2 separate regions of the Mus musculus genome follow, and region 2 is linked to region 1. Evidence: chromatin loops called from intact Hi-C (ENCODE). Cell type or tissue: left cerebral cortex. All regions are shown on one strand. Links, peaks and the distances in the headings refer to the core of each region. The heading gives the core; the rest is flanking DNA. Region 1 overlaps Gm35215 (a long non-coding RNA gene). Region 2 overlaps Gm35279 (a long non-coding RNA gene).

What was found. A loop is a pair of places that touch in the nucleus more often than their neighbours do. Peaks named below come from ENCODE experiments on the same cell type or tissue, not always from the same donor. Only the 100,000 strongest peaks of a DNase experiment are listed, where the experiment ranks them.
Region 2: a loop joins it to region 1, with 2.0 times the contacts of the local background. A loop is called at or near these places in 1 of 42 quality-filtered maps.

Annotation. Positions count from the first base shown.
Region 1 is chr13:98,942,622-98,945,539 of GRCm38, forward strand. The region is part of intron 1 of Gm35215 (a long non-coding RNA gene); the gene reads right to left. Among named protein-coding and RNA genes, the nearest start is that of Gm35215, 1.8 kb to the right of the region's middle. In left cerebral cortex, for the core only: a CTCF peak has its summit at 1,570 (motif pointing right); a DNase peak (open chromatin) is centred at 2,376; H3K4me3 peaks cover 446 bases.
Region 2 is chr13:98,996,109-98,999,026 of GRCm38, forward strand. It overlaps Gm35279 (a long non-coding RNA gene), which reads left to right. Exons shown (of 5, transcript XR_873855.1): 2 at 332-391; 3 at 474-738. Among named protein-coding and RNA genes, the nearest start is that of Gm35279, 3.3 kb to the left of the region's middle. In left cerebral cortex, for the core only: no CTCF peak of the experiment used is centred there; no DNase peak of the experiment used is centred there.

The DNA.
Region 1 (2,918 bases), core at 196-2,695:
TATGCGGGTCCCAAACAACTGGAGTGGGGGTGGGGTGGGGTGGGAGTGGGGGCTACCCCAGGAGCTGTTGCCTGTAACTGGTATATGTTCTTTTAGCGGGGCTGCCTTGTCTAGACTTAGAGTGGGAGAGAATGCACCTAGCCCTGCTGAGACTTGATGCCAGGGTAGGGGGATACCCAGGGGCCCCCACACACTCAGGAAACAGGAGGAAGGATGGAGGAGGGATTGTGGGAGGAGGGTGACCGGGAGGTGAGGCAGTGAGCAGGATGTAAAGTGAATAAGTAAAATAATAATAATAATAATAATAATAAAATTTTAAAAGTTTTTAGTTGCAATTACATACATCCACATTGAAAGCAACAGTACAGTAATATGTGACATTTAATATGCTTAAGGGCATGTCATAAAATTATGAAGAAGCCACACAAGATCACAGAGGCATCACCACTGTCAATATAGATTGATGCAATAAAGTAATTTAAAGAGTGACTTAGGATTAGAAATCAAGAACAGAATAGCATGCATGCCCTATTGCAACTAAGAATAAGTCAAGTTTCGGTCTTTAATGCTATAGCAGTTATCACGTAGGGTGTTATCCATGCATAAAGGACCTTTTCCTTTAGGGAGGTTTAAGCATTGGTCCCTGGACTTAGACTCAAGGTCATACACATGCCAGGCTAGTCACTACCACTGAACTATCTCCCCAACCCTCATTCCATATTTTTGAGACAGTCTCACTAAGTTGCCCAGGCTGGACTTGAATTTACTCCGAAGCCAAGGTAGATCCTGACCTAGTGATGTTCTTGCCTCCTGAGTCTCTGGGATGAGGCCTATACTACCAGACCAGTGTTATTTTTTCAATCCATGAACATGTAAGTATACAGTGGCTTCATCTTCAAAGCAGAAGTGAAGCCGGATGTTCATTATCCCCAATTTACACAGGAGAAAACTGGGGTGAATGGATAATTACTTAAAATCACATAGCTAGTCAAGGAAAGAGCTAGGATTTGAAATTTCTGTATTCATTATTCCTGTATTGAGTCGCTTCTTTAGGAGAAAAGACTCCAAAACTTCTGGTAGCATCAACATTTACATTGTAAAAAAGAAAGCATGTGGGGAACCACGTGTTCTGCAGTACAAAATGGTTAAACGCGTTATGATTTATTCGTTCCAGAAATAAAAGTTGTTCAGCCACAGTTAGGTTAAGGTTTCTTTCCCCTGGCTGCCAGAGTACGGGCCAGACATTTCTCAAGAGTTACCTGTCCTTTTGGGTCTTCTCCGTGTTTTTATGTATTTGGATCATTTATGAGTGTTGGTAGGTCTTGTCCCAAATGGACAGGTCTCTTGTTCTGCTATAGTGGTCTATGGCTCATACAGTATGCCACTGTTGACAGCTGCTGGAATGAAAGGCCTTCACGAGTAGAAGGCACTTTCTTCCCTAGGTACGCACGCACACATGCTTCTGTGACCTCATATTTCCATTCTCATCTGTAACCCAGTATACTTCTTTCTTTTCTAAAAGATTTATTTACTTATTATATGTAAGCACACTGTAGCTGTCTTCAGACACCCCAGAAGAGGGCACCAGATCTCATTACAGATGGTTGTGAGGCACCATGTGGTTGCTGGGATTTGAACTCAGGACCTTCAGAAGAGCAGTCAGTGCTCTTAACTGCTGAACCATCTCTCCAGGCCCAGTATATCTCTTAGTAGATTTCTTGCTATTAGTGTATCTAAGATTTTGTGTTGTAAATGTTAAGAAAGGAGTTCAAAAAGCACAAGTAATTTTTAAAGAAGTAAAACTGAAGTAAAGGAAGAATCCCATGCCAATGTTGTGGTTCGGCATCAGGATCTCTCCATAGCTTTCCCCATAAATTACAAAAATGATACATTCCATTCACTAGATGTCAGGCACTATGGCAAACTTGCTAGGTAATTTATTGCTCTTAATCCTGAATACAGCCCCATAAAGTCTGTATTATTTATTATTGTCATATCATAGGTGAGAACACAAAATCTGGAGAAGTTGAGTAATTTGCCTCAGGACTTAACCCGGATCTGTCTGAGTTTAAAGGTCAAGCTGTCAATCATAAGCTTGCTACTTCCTTCCTCTCTCCTTTGCCCTGCCCCCAGTACAGGCAGAGCGACTTTCTCTAATGTTTACTTGTATGACGGTTCCAACTTTGTGCCTACGAATAGCATGACAGCCAGTTGCCTTGGAAATCAATGGTTATCATAAATTAAAGCTAGGGGTGGCGTTGAATATGGAGTTCTTTAAAGAGAAACCTGCCACGCTCTTAAAATAAGGAAGATAAGCAGTAAGAGAAACTGAAAGTAGAAAATAGACACATTGACATTCATGTTTCACAAGCATCTTTCCGGCAAAGGAAGGGACTAATGCCAAAAGGATTGAAACTCTGAAGCTGCCCAAACACTTTCTTCACTCAGTTGTGAATCTTTCAAAAGTATCCCACTTTTCCTCCCTCCCGCTGGTTTAATCACACAAAATCAACCTTCCGTGAAAATCTACCACTCACATTGAAGCCTACGTACTCAAGACAGACTCTGGCTCCCCAGTAGTAAGTTCTGCCACATGTCACCAAGCTCTGTCATGAGTAGTTTCCCATCTTTCATGGCTCTCCTCCTACTCTTTTTTTCTTGAGATAGGGTCTCACTATGAAACTGAGAACAGTTTCTCAAACTTGGGGTCCGCCTGCCTGAGCCTACAGAGTGCTGGGATTACAGATGTGTGCTACCACACACAGCTTTGTTCTCCTTGAACTTGAGAATTAAAAAATAATAATAATTCTTACAAATATGCAGAAGCTATGGTAACAAGTAGCCACGATAAATGGTCTGAGTGATGTTCAACCAAACAACTCACTTCTGTGAACGCAGTCTCATAAGGCAACCTCACT
Region 2 (2,918 bases), core at 282-2,781, 54 kb after region 1:
GGATTAAAGGCGTGCATCACCACGCCTGGCCCAAGGCAACTCTTAAAAAGGTAGACATTTAATTGGAGCTGGCTTACAGTTTCAGAGGTTCAGTCCATACTCTCATACACACAGCATAGCTTGAGCATAGGAACTCAAAGCCCACCCCTGCAGTGTTGTATTTCCTCCAACAAGGCCACACCTCCTGATAGTGCTACTTCCTATAGGCCAAGCATATTCAAACCATCATAGGGACTAACCTAAATTCTTCTTTATCATTTAGTAAGTCATTTAAACAGTTGATGTGTGTACTGTAAGATTATCTTTTGCCTGTCCATGCTTCCTCCTCCAGACAGACTGGATGAAGGGAGAAACATCTTTCGTCCCGACAACCTTCAGGAACTGTTGCTGGGTTAGTAACTAGGGCAATGCCCACACCTCACACCCCGAGGGTATAAAAACACTCACCTCTCCTTGCCTCTTTTCTGCCCCAGGTCTTAGATGAAGTCTGGTGTCTGCTAGCAAGACACACAGCATACTGACGGGACTGATGGCCAGCGTCCTAGAGACCCCAGAGACTCCAAAGCTGTTTCAGACCCTTTGCTCTGAGCCCAGAGTCCAGGATCGCTTTCCCCCCCAGACTCTTGCTTCATGCTGCGTGATGCTTCTCCTGATTGCGGCATGGATTCTACACTACCATCCACCTGTGGTTAAAGTGCTGCTTAAGTTACAGGATCTTGTGATGACTGAAAGGTCATGGTGAGACAATGAGAGATAAAGTCACAAAGATACAATGGGGGTAGATGCAATATTAGCTTAGAGCAGAAAACTCAGCCTGCCAGGCACGGATGTCCTCAGGAGAACTATATGACACCCCGACAGGGGAGGGTGAAAAGAGTGAGAATGGAAGAGGAGGACACAGGTTTCGATCCAGGGACTCTGGGATCTGGGGCATGGAGACAGGCAGAGTTTGATTTAAGTAACTTTCCAAAGCCTTGCAAATGGAAATATCTGAACCATTCTTCTTGATTTTGGCAAAGAAGAATTCAAGAACAGAAAGAGGCAGGATTGGGCGGTACCCTCTCTGCTGTGGGGACCGGTTTAGCTCTTCCCCTTTTGACATTTCCGTGGTTGAGAGGGAATCGACACCCTCTTCATTCCTGATTGGCTGAGGTCAGTTTCCCTCTCTGCCTTCCTTCCCTGTGTCCCCATGACTAGTTTCTCTAACTTCACCAGGTCGGAGCATTCAGCCCCTGTCTGGGAATTGCCTATATCTTGCTTTGGCTAATCTGAAAGCTGGGTCACTGGTCTTAGATGACCTGAGGGTGTGTGCTCAAGAAATTAGATTATCTTTGTGCAGAGTAAGAACATAATAAAGGAATTAACTTTGGCACTGGGCACAAGGCTGTCAGTCCCTGATTCGGGTTCTTGTGAGTCGGATGTAATTTTATACAGAACAGAAAAAGACTGAGATGAAAAATCCAAGAAAATTTTAATATTTTGAATTCTGGTTCACATTTTATAGTAAAACACTAACTAAAAAGCAGTTAACCTGCCCCCCTCAATACATTTATTGTAAATGGATGTAAAATGTGATGCAAAATGCATCTTTTTTTCTCTTACTACATTAAGAGTGTCCTAGCTAAGCTAGGAGCAGGGCAGTGGGAAAGGGGCAGTAATGGCTCACACCTTTAATCCCATCACTTGGAAGGCAAAGGCAGACAGATCTCTTTCAGTTTGAGGTCAGCCTGGTCTACAGAGTGAGTTCTAGGACAGCTAGGGCTACACAGAGAACTGTTTGAAAAACCCCAAACCCAAAACCAAACCAACCGAACAAACAAAACAACAAAAAGAGAGTCTAGCTAAGCATATGGATTAAAATAAGAGTTACCCAAGGTCAGATACCCTCAGAAGTCTGACACCAGGAAATAAATGGAGACCTGTCAGACATGGAAGTGGGCACTTCAAACCCCTGTTCTACACTGTCTTTCCTCAGTTGGTCCCAAAGGGAGGAAGAAGGAGGAAGGGAAAGAATGAGCAGCTACGTGGAGACATGAGATCACAAGATGAAATCGGAAACTATATCTAAGTAAGAACAGGGAGGGGCTCCAGGCCAGAGGATCTGAATAAGGAAGGCACAGTGGCTTGATTTAAAAATGTCTGAATGTGTAGTCTAAGGCTTTAAAATGATTTTTACGGGCACCTGAGGGCCACTGTGCATTTGATCTTGATTATGTAATTAATGGATGTAAGGGGATGTTTGAGTCAACATTCCAGAAAATGGGATCAGAGAGCCCAGCAGTTCTGCTGCCCAGAGGCTCAAGAGTGGGAGAGTAATAGCTTGAGTGGATGGAGAGGGAACAAGAGGAAGGGATTATCTGTGTAAGAAGAATTGGCAAGGATTGGCTCAGGCTGGAGGAGATAGAGCTCTGAGGGAGCCTGACAATGGCTGAGCACTGATCATGGTCTAAACGGGTTCCCCTGCACCCAGGGAGAAGCTCAGGTTCTCCTGTGACCTCTGACTCGGGTGTGAGCCTGGCTCTTACTGTAAAGGGTAAGCAAGCTGGCTTGCCTCCATTCATAGATGCTTGGGGACAGAGCTGGGTCTCGCTCCAAGTGTCTGGCTGTGGGCTCCGTGCTGCTTACTCTCCACCCTGCTTCTTCATGACCTCTTTTACTTCCCTGTGACATCTTGTCTGAGCATCATAAGATTCAAGACCCAAGGGCAGTTTTGACAGAATCATGGCTGTGGATCGGTGTTGCCAGCAAAAGGCAGCAGAATTAAGACTTGAACCCAAGTCTTCTAACTCTGTCTGCAGTACTCTAGTTTAAGCTAATGCTCTGTATTTCTTATCAACCAAGGTAGTGCCATGGGGGCACTGGAGATATTGTGATTTCAGAGTTTCAAGCGACCTCAGGAATGCATCCTTCTCACTTGA